Linked DNA regions of Homo sapiens: region 2 is linked to region 1. Evidence: read pairs that join two places in POLR2A ChIA-PET (ENCODE). Cell type or tissue: A673. All regions are shown on one strand.

The links. ChIA-PET counts read pairs that join two places held together with the same protein. Peaks named below come from ENCODE experiments on the same cell type or tissue, not always from the same donor. Only the 100,000 strongest peaks of a DNase experiment are listed, where the experiment ranks them.
Region 2: POLR2A ChIA-PET joins it to region 1 with 11 read pairs; 3 of 35 experiments call an interaction of 5 or more read pairs at or near these places.

The regions. Positions count from the first base shown.
Region 1 is chr1:242,867,370-242,875,369 of GRCh38, forward strand. No RefSeq gene overlaps it. Among named protein-coding and RNA genes, the nearest start is that of LINC01347, 230 kb to the right of the region's middle. In A673, no CTCF peak of the experiment used is centred here; DNase peaks (open chromatin) are centred at 3,752 and 4,572; H3K27ac peaks cover 5,105 bases.
Region 2 is chr1:242,659,119-242,667,118 of GRCh38, forward strand. No RefSeq gene overlaps it. Among named protein-coding and RNA genes, the nearest start is that of PLD5, 140 kb to the left of the region's middle. In A673, no CTCF peak of the experiment used is centred here; no DNase peak of the experiment used is centred here.

The DNA of each region.
Region 1 (8,000 bases):
TTATACAAAAATTAACTCAAGATGGATTAAAGACTTAAACGTAAAACATAAAAACCCTAGAAGGAAGCCTAGGCAATACCATTCAAGACATAAGCATCGGCAAAGACTTCATGACTAAAACACCAAAAGCAATGGCAAAAAAAAGTCAAAATTGACAAATGGGATCTAATTAAACTAAAGAGCTTCTGCACAGCAAAAGATACTATCATCAGAGTGAACAGGAAACCTACAGAATGGAGAAAATTTTTGCAATCTATCCATCTGACAAAGGGCTAATATCTAGAATCTATAAGGAACTTAAATAAATGTACAAGAAAAAAACAAACAACCCCATCAAAAAGTGTGTGAAGGATATAAACAGACACTTCTCAAAAGAAGACATTTATGTGGCCAAAAAACATGAAAAAAAGCTCATCATCACCGGTCACTAGAGAAATGCAAATCAAAAACCACGATGAGATACCATCTCACGCCAGTTAGAATGGCAGTCATTAAAAAGTGAAGAAACAACAGATGCTAGAGAGGATGTGGAGAAATAGGAACACTATTATACTGTTGGTGGGAGTGTAAATTAGTTTAACCATTGTGGAAGAGAGTGTGGCTATTCCTCAAGGATCTAGAACCAGAAATACCATTTGACCCAGCAATCCCATTACTGGGTATACATCCAAAGGATTATAAATCATTCTACTATAAAGTCACATGCACACGTATGTTTATTGCAGCACTATTCACAATAGTAAAGACTTGGAAGCCACCCAAATGCCCATCAATGATAGACTGGATGAAGAAAATGTGGCACATACATACCATGGAATCCTATGCAACCATAAAAAGGATGAATTCATGTCCTTTGCAGGGACATGGATGAAACTGGAAACCATCATCTTCAGCAAACTAACACAGGGACAGAAAACCAAGCACTGCATGTTCTTACTCATAAGTGGAAGTTGAACAATGAGAACACATGGACACAGGGAGGGGAGCATCACACACCGGGGCCTGTCAGGGGGTGGCGGGCTAGGGGAGGGATAGCATTAGGAGAAATACCTAATGTAGATGATGGGTTGATGGGTGCAAACCACCATGGCACGTGTATACCTATGTAACAAAACTGCACATTCTGCACATGTATCCCAGAACTTAAAGTATAATTTAAAAAAAAGAAAAAGAAAAAGAAACCGCTGACCACAGGCTAATTCTGGCCGGTTTAAAGAGGCTACACACTTCAGCTTTCACATCCCTGCTTCACCTTTTAATGTCAAAGCCTTCATTATAATACATTTAAAGGTTAAGTCTCCACCCCAAAGTAAACACAGGACACACAGCATATAACATACATGTTTCTTCAATACACGTGTATAAGGACTCCATTCATGAATATTCATAGGTCCTCCTATAACCTGTTAAGTGTGTGTATTTAGCCTACCTGTTCAGCATAAACCCATGTTCCACCCTCTAATACCTCAAAGCGCCTATTTCTGGCTTCAGCTGGAGATATCCTTCCCAGCCTGTAAAAATGTCCACGTTGCAGGCTGTAACCCTTTATAAGAAATAGTCTCCTAAGCTGGGCATGGTGGCTCATGCCTGTAATCCCAGCACTTTGGGAGGCTGAGGCAGGTGGATCACCTGAGGTCAGGAGTTCAAGACCAGCCTGGCCAACACGGTGAAACCCCGTCTCTACTAAAAATACAAAAATAGCCAGGCGTGGTGGCAGGCACCTGTAATCTCAGCTACTCGGGAGGCTGAGGCAGGGGAATCACTTGAACCCAGGAGATGGAGGTTACAGTGAGCCAAGATCATGCCACTATACTCCAGCCTGGGTAAGAGAGCAAGACTCTGTCTCAAAAACAAAAAGGAAAGAAAAAGAAATAGTCTCCTTTCCAAATGTATAGATCTCATGATTTTTCAGTTAACGATAGGATTAATACCCCAACAATCACAGGCATGAGCTGAGGGAGGGGTGCTAGAAGCACAGCAATGGATGTTGTGGGAGTCCAGGGTACTTGCTCATGCAGCTTGCCCGTGCCCTGTGCTCCTGCTCATGCTCAATACTAAATGGACCACATCATCTTATAATATATTGTTGCTGGACCCACTCCCCCTTGTGACTTCGTGGGCCCGGTAGGATCTAGTTCCCGACAAGCAATTCTGGCCATGTGGTCATTTGGTGTCCACAGTCAGGGTCAATTCTCCATCTCTAGGGCCCAGCAGCAGGCCAGGAGTTGTTCTTCAGAAAGGTGTGTAATTCTCTTTGGCAGGTGGTGTAGCCACGTTCCAGAACTCTGAGGGCCTGCACTGTGATGCTCTCTCTGAGGCTTGCCACAGACTCTACACAGTGTCTTTTTCCATCTCTGGTACATGGACGGCCCTGTCATCAGAACTGCTTGATCACAGCCTGACCTGTGACAGAGCTCATTCCTGCCCTGGGCTCTATACTCAAAGCTGACACCTTTGTATCACCCAGTGTGGTATGGATTGTGCTGCCTTTGAAACACAAAGAGGCCCACCAGGTGTTCTACTCCCTGCTTCTTGATAAGAAATGCAAGATTTAATTATTTATCTTCTAGTTTACAGGGGATATTCCAACGTACCTGTGAACCCCAGCCACCTAAAAACGGAACCAATATGGCCACCCCCTCAATCTTAGAAGATTTCTCTCCCACTCTCTGGAGTACATGTATCTTACAAAGGCCTCCAGCATGTTAGCCACCTCTTGCTTATCCAGACTGGCTGACATCATCTTTTTCATATAGCAGACATCCAGATGAACAAGGTCTGTATTGCAGAGGGCAGGAGAGTGAGCATAGTCATGATACAAACTGTAAATATACACGTATATACTGTAAAATATACCATATATATAGTGGTCCATTCCATTAGATCTGAAATTATTTCAGATTGTCTTTCATAAGTGGGCCAAAAATAAATACATTGGCCACATAATAGCCACAGACAAAGTACCCAAGACTGTATTAACCTGCTCCAGTGGAGGTGCCACATTCAGAATAACAGCTCGGATTGGGGCTACGACTCAGTTGAGCTTGCAGGGTCCATCTAGCTTCTGCAGGGCCAGACTGATGAATTCAACAGAGATATGGTGGGGATCACTCTTGCATCCTTTACATCCTGAAGGTTGCTACTAACTTCTTCCAACCCTCCCACCACCCAACACCAGAAGGAGATATTGTTTTAATTTACTTTCTTAACCAGGAACAGTAGTTCCAAAGGCCTCCGCTTGCCTTTTGTCACTAAGAAAGCACTTAGTGCAGATCCCGTAAGTCCTCAACAAACCCATGGGGAGCTCCAGAGCCCACTGGTACCCATCAGAATAGTCCCATGTTGGGCCAAAATAGCCCCTGTGTCATTCAGTCACCTGATACAGGTGGCCCTTGGAAGGGGGAGTCTCAGGCAAGGCAGGTCCAGGTAGCTGAGCAGATCCTGAGAGAGCTGACAGCTGAAGGGTGACCGCTAACCACGCTCCCCACAGCTGGGACAAAAGCCTTGTTGGAGGGGGAATCCGGGCGGTCATTCCCTGTCTGGCCTGTGTCCTAGGACTCAAGCTGCTCTGGAATCCCATACGGGGGGTCTTCCTGGCCATGGGGCAGCTTAGTGGAAGGCCCACTTGTAAATTTAATCCACAACAACTGCTAAGAGTGTGGTAATCAGCTGCAGAATCCACAGCATCCCTTCACCTCACACTGTTCAGTGAATCATGAGCCAGGCACTGTTTGCAGCTCTGTGCATGAGTTATTTCATTTGATTCTCACCCAATAGAGGGACTACCCTCACTCTGTCCCTGTTCACAGCAAGAAAGTGAGGCTTAGAAAGTGGAAGTAACTTGCCTAAGGTCATGCAGCTAATAAAGGCAGAGCTGGGATGCCTTTCCTCTTACTGCTTTTGTAGCATCATATTAAATAATTAAATTTTTCTGCAAAGCCCAAAAGTGAAGGAAGAAATGCATGGTGATGCAGGAAATAACTTTATATTGCCTTTTATTTGCTTGCTGGTTGATAATGGAAATAACTAGTTCTGCTTTATCATTTTCATTATTTTCATTATCAGTTAATTATTCTTCGTATTTTCTAATGTTTAAGAATGGCCCTGAATCTTTTCTTATTATCATTATTCAATTAGAAACTATGCCCCAGTTTCTATCCCTCAATAAATCCTGGAGTGGTGTCCGTTGAGAACGTGTATGGGTGAGAGAATAAGACAGCCTCTCATTCTAAAAATACATTGAAGCAGGAGAAATAGGCTGTGCATTAATTTTTTTTTCTCTAAGGCAGCTCAAGACGGCATCTCTCTCAGCTCATTAATTCTCGAAACAGCCCTATGAAGATGGCTACCAAGGAGCTTTCCCATGTTTCAGAATAAAAAGGAAGTAAGTGGATGGAGGAAAAGAAATTGAAACACCAGGAAGAGCTTATCTTATTAGAAACTAAGTGTCTGCCAGTGCAGGAGCTAAAATCAGATCTTAATTCAAACCAGCAGTCGGGAAATGATTCCTCTATTCTATGGGACAAGTAGAAAGGGCATGGAAAAAGTATTCTTAGGGCTAACTTGTTTTTAATCTAGAGAGGAGAATTTGTGGCTACACAGTATTCATTATATTATTATTTGTACTTTTCTGTGTTTTTTGAAACTTAATCCAAAAACTTAAATCTGAAAGAAGGAGAGATGAAGGGAAGGAGGAAGGGAAGAAAAGGAAGGAAGGAAGGAAGGAAGGAAGGAAGGAAGGAAGGAAGGAAGGAAGGAATTATTTTTTCCACACATTTCTTTTTCCTGAAAGGAGAAAACAATTTCCCGAATCAATTTATAAAAATAAGCAACTCCAGCTTTTCTTCCTCTACCACCTTCCACATTTAAAAACAAACATGAAAAGCAACATCCCCAAAAGCAGAGTAATAAACTCTAAGAAAGGCCAGGTACGGTGGCTCATGCCTGTAATCCCAGCACTTTGGGAGGCCAAGGCGGTTGGATCATGAGGTCAGGAGTTCAAGACCAGCCTGACCAACATGGCAAAAACCCGTCTCTACTAAAAAAAAAAAAAAATACAAAAATTAGCTGGGCATTGTGGCAGGCACCTGTAATCCCAGCTACTTGGGAGGCTAAGGCAGGAGAATCACTTAAACCTGGCAGGCAGAGGTTGCAGTGAGCCGAGATCGTGCCATTGCACTCCAACCTGGGCGACAAGAGCATGACTCAGTCTCGAAACATAAAAATAAACACTTTAAAAATAACCTTGACCTGATATTCTTGTTAAGTAGTTTCTTCTTAATAAGGACACTAAACTTATCAACAACAAAGCAGTGGAGGATGTTGCACATTTGGGCAGTGTGATGACACCCGTAAAGCAAAGGCAGTGTGGCATGATGGGAAGAAGGGCCTTTGGCTCCAAAGAGACCTGTGACAAATGTGCAGCTCTATCATTTATTAGTAGTGTGGCTTGAACAAGTCATTTAATCTTTCAGCACTTTACTTTTCTCATCTGCAATATGAGGATAAGAAAATCTAGCTCCCAGATTGTGCTTAGGACTAAATGAGATGATTTGCTATAGTGCCTGGCATAAGCATTAGCAAACCCTCCTGCCTACCCACTCCTTTACTAATAAACAGGCTTAATAAGAGAATTTTTTCTGCATAAGAAGCAGAGCTCTTCAGGTCATTTTCAGGTGCAGCACTTGTTACATGAGCCTTTCTCTGCAAATGAGCCAGGATGGCTTATTCCCGTAAGTCTCGTTGGCCATGTCCAGGAATAGCCAGACATCTCTCTTCAAGGGCGATATTGGAAGAAGCAAGGTATACACTACGCCCTGACTCTCTAACAAGCCTCTAATTTAATTTGCATGTCTCTGGGCCTATTTATTGTCTCTGATCTGATGGTCCCTGAAGCAGCTCTAAGGAGGTTTCCACATGCTCCAGACTCCTGAAAGTTGGGAGGTGATTGCAGGTAAAGAAAAGGTGGGTAGGGAGAGAGCATATTCACAGACTCAGAATGAAAAGGACAAAGAAACACTCTGGGAGTGTGATCAGAGGCTGCCTTCCCCAGGGTGGATCTCAGCACACAGTGGACTTTCCTTCTGACAGTATTTTGCATGCCCTGCAGGGGCAAGGTTTGCTGTGGACAGAATTGGAGAGAGTAAGCCCCAATATCTGAAGGCAGGGTAAAAAGACAAATTTTATGTAGAGCCAAAAGGCTCAGAAATACCCCTGGAGAAAAAGATAAAAGCTTTGTTAGACATGCTGCCTGTTCGACCCTCTCTGTTATGAATGGCCTTTGCTCTCCATGGAAAGGAGAAAAGCCACATTACCTAAAGCAGATTCCACTCACATGGCTCTCACCAGTCCTCACTGCCTAGCAAATTGAGCATGAACAGCTCAGACTTGTTCAATATCACCTCAATTCTGTCTTTTCAACCTTATCTCCAATCAAGATCCTCTTCCCCAAGATGGAAGAAGATCTTGAGTGGAGGCAAGCTTCAAAAGACAGAATTAATAAAAGATAGACTAATTGGGTTTGGTGCCAATACTACTTACCTCTAAAACATCCTGTTGTTTTCCTGAATAGGGATTATGAAACGGTCAAAACCATTTTCATAAACATAGTAAGATAACATTTGATGTTTTCACTTTCTTTCTCTCACAAGTGTAACAGTGATGGTTTCCAGAGGTTACATGATACATTCAGAATTATCTGAAAACATCATTCAAATACTCCTCTGTTTTCTAACAACATATCTCTGTGAGGGTGAACTTTCTTCCTGTTCTTCAACCAAAGCAACATATTGTAATAGACTGAAGGCAGAAGCAGAATCCAGCAGTCTTCTGCTGAGCCAGACAATAAAGAGATTTGCCAAAATGTAAAGCAACACCACGCTTCTCTAGGAATACTTTTTTTGTTTGGGGAGATTAGTTATTTTTCATATATAAATGTTATTTATGCTAGCATTTAATGAATTTATTGCTGCTATTTTAAATAAATAAATGAACATTTAATGTTTTTAATTTTAACATAGTAAGAATTAATAGGGCCGGGCGCGGTGGCTCACACCTGTAATCACACCTGGGAGGCCGAGGCGGGTGGATCACCTGAGGTTGGGAGTTCAAGACGAGGCCGACCAACATGGAGAAACCCCGTCTCTACTAAAAAAACAAAAAATTAGCCGGGCGTGGTGGCACATGCCTGTAATCCCAGCTACTTGAGAGGCTGAGGCAGGAGAATCACTTGAACCTGGCAGGCGGAGGTTGCAGTGAGCTGAAATTGCACCATTGCACCCCAGACTGGGCAACAAGATTAAAACTCCATCTCAAAAAAAAAAAAAAAAAAAAAAAAAGAATAAACAGCTATGACTCATATAAACAAAAATTCTTTAGAGTCTGTGGTTATTTTTAAATGTGTAGATGTCCTAAGACCAAAAACAATTGAGAACCACTTCCCTAGCCCTAAACATTTAGAACTTCCAAATTTTTTCTGCAAGATGAGGTCTCCCTTCTAGGTAGCTCCCTTGAACATGATATAAAAAAAATATGCTGAATCCCCTTGTGTGACCATGTCTGGCCCATTAATAATGCTTTGTCTCAACCAATCAGTAATGCAGGTCATACTTATGTAATTTCTTCTTTTCTGCAGCGGCAAGGAAACCAGCCTACCTCAGTTTCTGCCCCTTTATGCTTCTCAGGGTGAACTAGACACTAATTCACTATTCCCTCAAATTGCAGGGGACACCTCAAGCTCATAGTTTGAAGGAGAAAGCACCACTCCCAACCTTCCCATAGCTAGGAAATGAGGCCGGGGACAGTGGCTCACACCTATAATCCCAGCACTTTGGGAAGCCAAAGCAGGTGGATTGCTTGAGCCAAGGAGTTCAAGACTAGCCTGGACAACATTGGTGAAACCCCATCTCTACAAAAAAAAATAATTTTAAATTAGCTGGGCATGGTGGCACATGCCTATAGTCCCAGCTCCTTGAGAGGCTGAGGTTGGAGGATCGCTTGGG
Region 2 (8,000 bases), 210 kb before region 1:
TCCTGTACAGTCCCATTCTGTTAGAGAAAGGATGGAAGAAATGAATTTCAGGGTGATGCTCCTGACATGCATCCTGGATCTCTAGCCAGATTTGATCCAGCTGATTGGAGTCATGGACTTACCTCCTCAGCCCCTGTTCCTTAGGTAGGGGCTCAGAGTTCTTTTATTGGAACTGACAAGACATTGCATCTCAGCTGGAACGCCAGACTGAGCTCCATACATGGTCAGGCAAATGAGGGACATAGGGTTTCCTTCCCACTTATTACTTTCTGAATGGGGGCTCAGAAGCCCCTTATAGGTTTTGTCATCCTGAACAACAGAAAGAGGCTCTCTAAAAGAAAGGAAAAGTTTATTTGGGAATACAGCATTGCAATGGGAATCAGGATGCCATAGTAAACTATGTGCATATTCAGGGAGGTAAAAGAAGATGAAGGTTTTTACAGGAAAAAATGAAGAGGATTACATAACTGTTTTGAAGTAATTATCCTTGGCTACAAAGATCAATAACAAGGATGACACCGTTCTGAGGCTGGGCAGGCAGTTCCTGGGCAGTCCTTGCAAAAACATTTGTGTGTGTGTAAGGTTATGACAGCCTTTGTATAATATTGTAGTTTCATAGAATCTTTATCATATATTCTGTAGGCATATATTCTCTATCACCAACACTTAAGAATATTTATGAGTTCATTTTTATTACATCTTCTCTGCAGGTTGCAATGTAAGCATTTGAAATCATACACATTTACAAGGAAATAAATGATTTTTAAGTCCCTCAGCATTAAGGAATACATTAATGTCTCCCAACATTAAGGAAAGCAACTTTCCTGGAATACACGATGCCTTCATATCTTCTTCTATTACAGTTTTAACCTAGCCTTGTTTTCTCTTTTTCCTAAAAATTCTGCCCAAAGGTTTGTTTTTCTTTAAATCATTTTCAATGCTGATTTATTCTTCTTCGTATTTGTTACTTAGACCTCAAGCCCTTATCCAATGTGACGATGGTCCTTAGTCATGTTCACCAAGTATTTCTGGCTCTCTGCTTTCAGGGCACCTGTGTGGATGCACCTCTCGGCCACCTTAAGGTTGGGTAGAACTGTGTGATTAGTCCTGACCAATAAGCTATGAACAGAAAGGGTGATTGTTTTTAGAAGAGAGCATTAAATTGCCAGTGTAAGGTCCTTCAAAACTCTCTTTCCCCTTATCATAGCATCAATAATATTTGAGATGATAGTTTATCAGGCATACAAGTGTAAGAACCCTTTCTTCATGGTCTCCCCAACTCTATTTGTCATAGGTTTCTTAACATTAGTGATGCCATTTTGATTCTGACAGCTTTCACAGTTTCATGGCCAAGATATTAAGTTTGAGCCCTGGTATTCGATTTCTATCCTCTTCCTAAGCTGTGTGAGTAAAATTGGCCTTTAGTTGCTACCAACCTTCTTCTAGACACAGAGGTATGCATTAAAAAAAAAGAAAGAGGCTGGGTGCACTGGCTCACACCTGTAATCCCAGCACTTTGGGAGGCCAAGGTGGGCAGATCACCTGAGGTCAGGAGTTCGAGACCAGCCTGACCAACATGGAGAAACCCTGTCTCTACTAAAAATCCAAAATCAGCCAGGTGTGGTGGTGCATGCCTATAATCCCAGCTACCCTGGAAGCTGACGCAGAAGAATCACTTGAACCCAGGAGGCAGAGGTTGCAGTGAACCGAGATCACGTCATTGCACTCCAGCCTGGGCAACAAGAGCAAAACTCCATGTCAAAAAAGAAAAACAAAAACAAAAAAAGAAAAGAAAAGAAAAAAAGAAAGATGTAGTATGTGGGGTGGAGAAAGCTCCATTGGAAGCTCTCTTAATGGAATGGGTGTGTGCTCTATTCAGTGGTACCACATCTGCTGCAAAACTTTGATGGTGTCCAATCTGTCTGGTCTGCGTGCATGGCCAAACTGGCTTAGAACTGTTTCTGATAGGAACCCCACCAGCCAGTTAGGAGAAGGTCTGCTTTAGATACTTGAAAGATAGAGATTTTATGACCTCCTAAGGAGAGGTGACTCTACGTGTCCAAAAGTTTGAAAGAGACTGGGCTTAAGCTGCACAAGTGAATGGACAAAGATCTATCCATCTGCCAATCACCGAACATCTCTTTAGAATTCCTCTGTGCCCATATGGAATGTTTAAACATTTTCTGCAAAGGGGATATCAGAAAATAATAGGATTGGTTTACTCATCAGATCAGTTTGATTGTATTTTACAATGAGTTTTCCTGACAGTTTCTAAATGGCTTCAGGTTCTCCTCTTCCATTTATTTCTAGTTGTTGGATGTTTACTGATGAAGTAATTGAGCCTATAATTTACCTTAAGAGTCCTAAAGCTAAAAGAAGGAGATAATTTCTGAAGTTTTCTAATCACTGGTTTGGCAATCTGGAGCAAGTCATTAAAACAACCTAACTTTAATATTTTCACCTGTAAAATATAGAGATAATCAGACTTATCCTCCCAGGGTTGTGGCCTGATGCTGAACAATAACTTTAAAAAATGTCTTTTGCTATGGTTTGAACATTTGTCCCCTCCAAAACTCATGTTGAAATTTCAGGCTGTGTGCAGTGGTTCACGCCTGTGATCTCAGCACTTTGGGAGGCCGAGGCGGGCAGATCACTCGAGGCTAGGAGTCCAAGACCAGCCTGACCAACATGGTGAAATCTATAGTCCCAGCTGCTCAGGAGGCTGAGGCAAGAGAAATGCTTAAACCTGGGAGGCAGAGGTTGCAGCGAGCCGAGATCCACCACTGCACTCCAGCCTGGGCGACAGAGCCAGACTCCATCTCAAAAAATAAATAAATAAAAATAAAAATAAATTTCATTGTCATTGTATAGTATTAAGAGGTAGGACCTTTGAGGGGTGATTAAATCCCAAAGGCTCCACTCTATAAATGGATTAAACCATTGTCTTGGGAGTGAGTTTGTTATAAGCGGGTGCCTTCAGCCCCCTTTTCTGTCTCTCTCTTGCGCTCTCACTTTCTGCCATGTGATGATGTAGGAGGAAGATCCTCACACATGCAGGCACCTTGATCTTGGACCTTCCAGCCTCCAGAACTGTGAGCCAATAAATGTCTGTTCATTATAAACCACCTGTCTCAGATATTCTGGTATAACCACAAAAATGGATGAGGGCATATCTAAACACAAGGTAACAATATGATCAGAATAGAAATAATAGCTTCTTTGTGGCCGGGCACGGTGGCTCACGCCTGTAATCCCAGCGCTTTGGGAGGATGAGGCGAGCAGATCACGAGGTCAGGAGATTGGGACCATCCTGGCTAACATGGTGAAACCCCGTCTCTACTGAAAAAATACAACAAAAAAATTAACTGGGCGTGGCAGTGTGCACCTGTAGTCCCAGCTACTCGGGAGGCTGAGGCAGGAAAATGGCGTGAACCCGGGAGGTGGAGCTTGTAGTGAGCCGAGATCGTGCCACTGCACTCCAGCCTGGGCAACAGAGTGAGACTCCGTCTCAAAAAAAAAAAAAAAAAAAAAAAAAAAAAAGAAATAATAGCTTCTTTGTAGATAAATACAGAGTAATTTTACAAAAGCTATTATAGGTACACTGTGGCCAAATTCTTTAACCTTCCAGAGGTTTGCATTTCAGCGACTTATGTATTTTTTAACAAATATTAGAAAAGTATCTATTAGGTGTCAGACTATATATCAGATGCCTAGAGAGATTAAATTATAGAAGACATATTCTCTCCTATAAAGGAAATTATTTTTAAAATGCAAAAAAAAAAAAAAAAACCCACGAGCCAACAGCGGGCTCTGTGTGAGAATCACTTGATTCAGAAAGTTAGGAAGAAATAGAATACGGAGGCCAGATTACTGAGCAATCCTATGAAAACATACATACTGACAAATCAATTCTCATTAAACTAGAGTGTAGGCAGCAATGCCTTAGCCACAGCTGCTGCGCCTAATTGAACTGTATTTGCATTTCAAAAATCAACACCTGAGGCCACATTCAAATTATTCTACCAGAGGTTACTGTAGGGAATTTGAACTTTGGAGATAATTAACAATATAATTTTTTCTATCATTTTGTCCACAGGGAAGATTCAGTTTACAGCAAATTAAGTAATATTATTTAATATTATATGTGAATGGGTTGTATAATCATTCTCAATGTAAACATATTTTTGCACTATGAGATACCCTAGAAATAAAATTTTAATGTTTGAGTTAGGGAAGAATCACGATAAATAAAAATAACCCATCAAATCTCAAACTGATGTTATAAAAATGGTTTTAATAAGTGATTTCGGTTTAAAGTAAATTCAGTTTGTGATGTATACACAAAGGTGACAAGTGATCTATATAAGATGTTGATTCACATTTATGCCCATGAATGATGTCTAGACATGTATAATAAACTGCTAGGGAAGGTAGCCAGAGTCAGTCCATGCTAAGACTTCTGAGATGCCTAGAAAAGAAATCTTCAAGGAATAATACTAGCTAAAACTGACATAGCCTTTGCTAAGTGCCAGCAGTATTCCTAGGACATTCTCTGTGTTAATCCAGCTCACGGTGACTCCACGAGATGGGCACCATTATAATTCCCATTTTACAGATGGAGAAACTGAGGTTCAGATAGGTTAAGCAAGTTGCATGAAGTCACACAGCTAATGGTTGGGGCCTCAATACCGGATGGGGCTAGTATGGAATCCCAGCACTTTGGCATCAAAGTTTTGCTCCTAACCACCATGCTATAATGTGCTAGAGCTTGACTCAGTAACAAAGCCTCGTTCAACAGAAGAAAGAAGATTTCCCCAGGATGAAAGGAAGCTACATCAAAGAGAAGAATTTTTGTCCGTTGTGGTCACACAAGGCATAAGATTACACACTGGGTTAGATCGCCAGTTTAGACTCAAGTGGATCAGAACTTATTCAGTATCAAGGTTTGCTAGATATTTCAAAGGTACAGTCAACCATGCAGCATAAAGAAAGAGAGATCAGGAACACCCACATGACTTCCCTGGCCCAGAACTGGACACATTCTCTATTGCTCAGAATAATACACAAAGTTGCCAAGTGAAGTTTTGCAGGGTTCCAAACACAGTAGGCAGCACTTTGTTGTTGCTGTTGTTGTTTTGTTTATTTGTTTGTTTGAGACAGAGTTTCATTCTTATTGCCCAGGCTGGAGTGCAATGGCCCAATCTCGGCTCACTGCAACCTCTGCCTTCAGGTTTCAAGTGATTCTTCTGCCTCAGCCTCCCGAGTAGCTGGGATTACAGGGACCCACGACCATGTCCTGCTAATTTTTGTATTTTTAGTAGGAATGGGGTTTCACCTTGTTGGCCAGGCTGGTCTCGAACTCCTGACCTTGTGATCCACCCGTCTCGGCCTCCCAAAGTGCTGGGATTACAGGTGTAAGCCACACGCCCGGCCAGTAGGCAGCACTTTTAAGTTACAGCACAGAGAGGAATAGGACATGAGAGACATCCTTTAGGTTGTCATAGGTTCTGGGTTTATATACTCTAAGTAATTCATTGGCTAGGGACATCCGGCTAAGGTTATCCAATAGTTAAAATATTTTTTCCTAGCAAATATCATTCGTCCATTCACACAGATGTTTAGCTGACAAGGAGATCAGAAGGATCTCTGCCTTTTCTTTCCCTTGGAGGTGTTCTTCCAGTAAAGGAGGTAGATGAGCCCCAGCCAGATGTTGAATTCCTTCCTCTCCAATCACTGATGCAACTCAGCTCCTAATACATTACCTGGCACACAGAAGGCACTCAGTATACTTTGCTGAATGACTTGAAACAGTACATGTCTGTCCCTTAGATTTTTCTGTACCATGATACCCTCACCATGACCTTGACTCAATACATGATGTCTGTGCTACCCATGCCTACAGCCTAAGGGTGGTATGAAAGCTGTGGATAAAAACTAGAAGAGCAATTTCCATTCAAGATTTCATTGCATTTACAACTTGGTAAGGCACAGGGGTATAAAGTGGTATTGCTTTGGTATAATCCTAATGGATTGGAACACAAAAGAGAGGAAAAGTCATGTTCAACAACTTCACCAAATACTATGCAGTTTGGGAACCTCCTAGACATCATGGTAGCCATGTGAGGGACACCAGTGCCACTGAAGGTGGCAGGGATTCCTGGCAGATGTGCAGCCCCCAGCAGAGGCTACTATTCCAGCCCCAGTCCTTGGAGTGCCAAGCAGAGAACTGACAATGAATATGGCTGATGCTTACTGAGTACTTACAATGTGCCAGGCACTGTTCCAATTGCTTTCACATGGAATAACCCATTTCCTCATAAAAATGTGCGAGGTAGGTTATAATATTATTTCATCACAGGATGAGATAAATAATCCTATATTAAATAAACAGGGATGAACAAATAAATGAAATAAAATATGGTCCAATTGAAAAAGACCCAGGGACCACTTGGATACCCTCGCCCTTTCTGACTTTGCCTTTAGACACTTCCGTTTCACCCATCTAAGCAACAGAGGATGGAGAGAGAAGAGCTCTGACTCACATCTTACTTGGAGACCTGAAGCCTTCTACTAAAAGGATGCTGGGGAAAGCCCTTGCTGGGGATGGGATTAAAAAGACTTGGGCCAGGCGCAGTGGTCCACACCTGTAATCCCAACACTTTGGGAGGCCGAGGCAGTTGGATTACCTGAGGTTGGGAGTTCGAGACCAGCCTGGCCAACATTCAACATGGTGAAACCCTGTCTCTACTAAAAATACAAAAATTAGCCCAGGGTGGTGGCAGGTACCTGTAATCCTAGCTACTCAGGAGGCTGAGGCAGGAGAATCACTTGAACCTAGGAAGCAGAGGTTGCAGTAAGCTGAGATCACACCACTGCACTCCAGCCTGGGTAACAGAGCAAGACTCCGTCTCAAAAGAAAAAGAAAAAAAAAAAAGAACTTGGGTACCAGGAAAAACGAAAACCAGGGAGGGTGGGATGAAGGGTGCCTCCCAGGTCTAGGCCAAGAAATTCCAGGCTCATGTTCAGGACAGGGCTGATAGCTAAATTACTAGCTGGTTGTCAATAACAGCAACTTTTCACCACCTTCACCACTAAAAACAACACTTTGCACTTTCTGAATAGTTTGTAATCCATTTACTTAGGGAAAGGACTGAAGCTTCTTTGGAGTTTAGAACGTACATTTTTTGCTTGTTAGTGGGAAGGAAGTAGACAGCACCCAACCCTAAAAAATACATATATATATACTAGCACCATCAGCAGATGCTGGAGACAAGTCTAGTGTGAGTGGCAGAAGGTCATGTGAATCCATCAGAGGAATCTCCCAACCAACTAGTCAATGGTACTGATTTTCCTGTCTCTCTGTTCTTTATTTCCAGAAGCCACTATGGGACATAGGAGGAAGTGCCTGTGCCTAAGGTGCATCAGGCGATGGTTCACTCTTACAGACGATCCAGGCAGGCTCTCAGGCAGAGTGAATGGACATCCTTATTCATCCATCACACTTTTAGGCTTGGCTGCTCTATAAAACTTTCTGAAGAAGCTTCTACTTTTAGCATTTCTTGGCAAAATTCCATCTTTTCCTCCTATTGTATTTATTTTGTTTACTTTTTAAATTTTTGAGACAGAGTCTCACTGTATTGCCCAGGCTGGAGTGCAGTGGCGTTATCATAGTTTACCGCAGCTTCAAACTCCAGGGCTCAAGCAATCCTCCCACCTCAGCCTCCTGAAAAGCTCACGACAGGCACATGCCACCATTCCCAGCTAATTTTTGCATCTTTTGTAGCGACAGGGTCTCACTACGTTTCCCAGGCTGGTCTCAAACTACTGGCCTCATGTAATCGTTCCTCCTTGGCCTCCCAAAGCACTGGGATTACAGGTGTGAGCCACTGTATCCCACCCCATTGTATTTATTTATGTTTATTATTTATCTCCAAGCAACGTAACCAATACATTACAAGCCTTTAGAAAGCTGCTAGGAAATGCATCATCTGGTTGGTCTA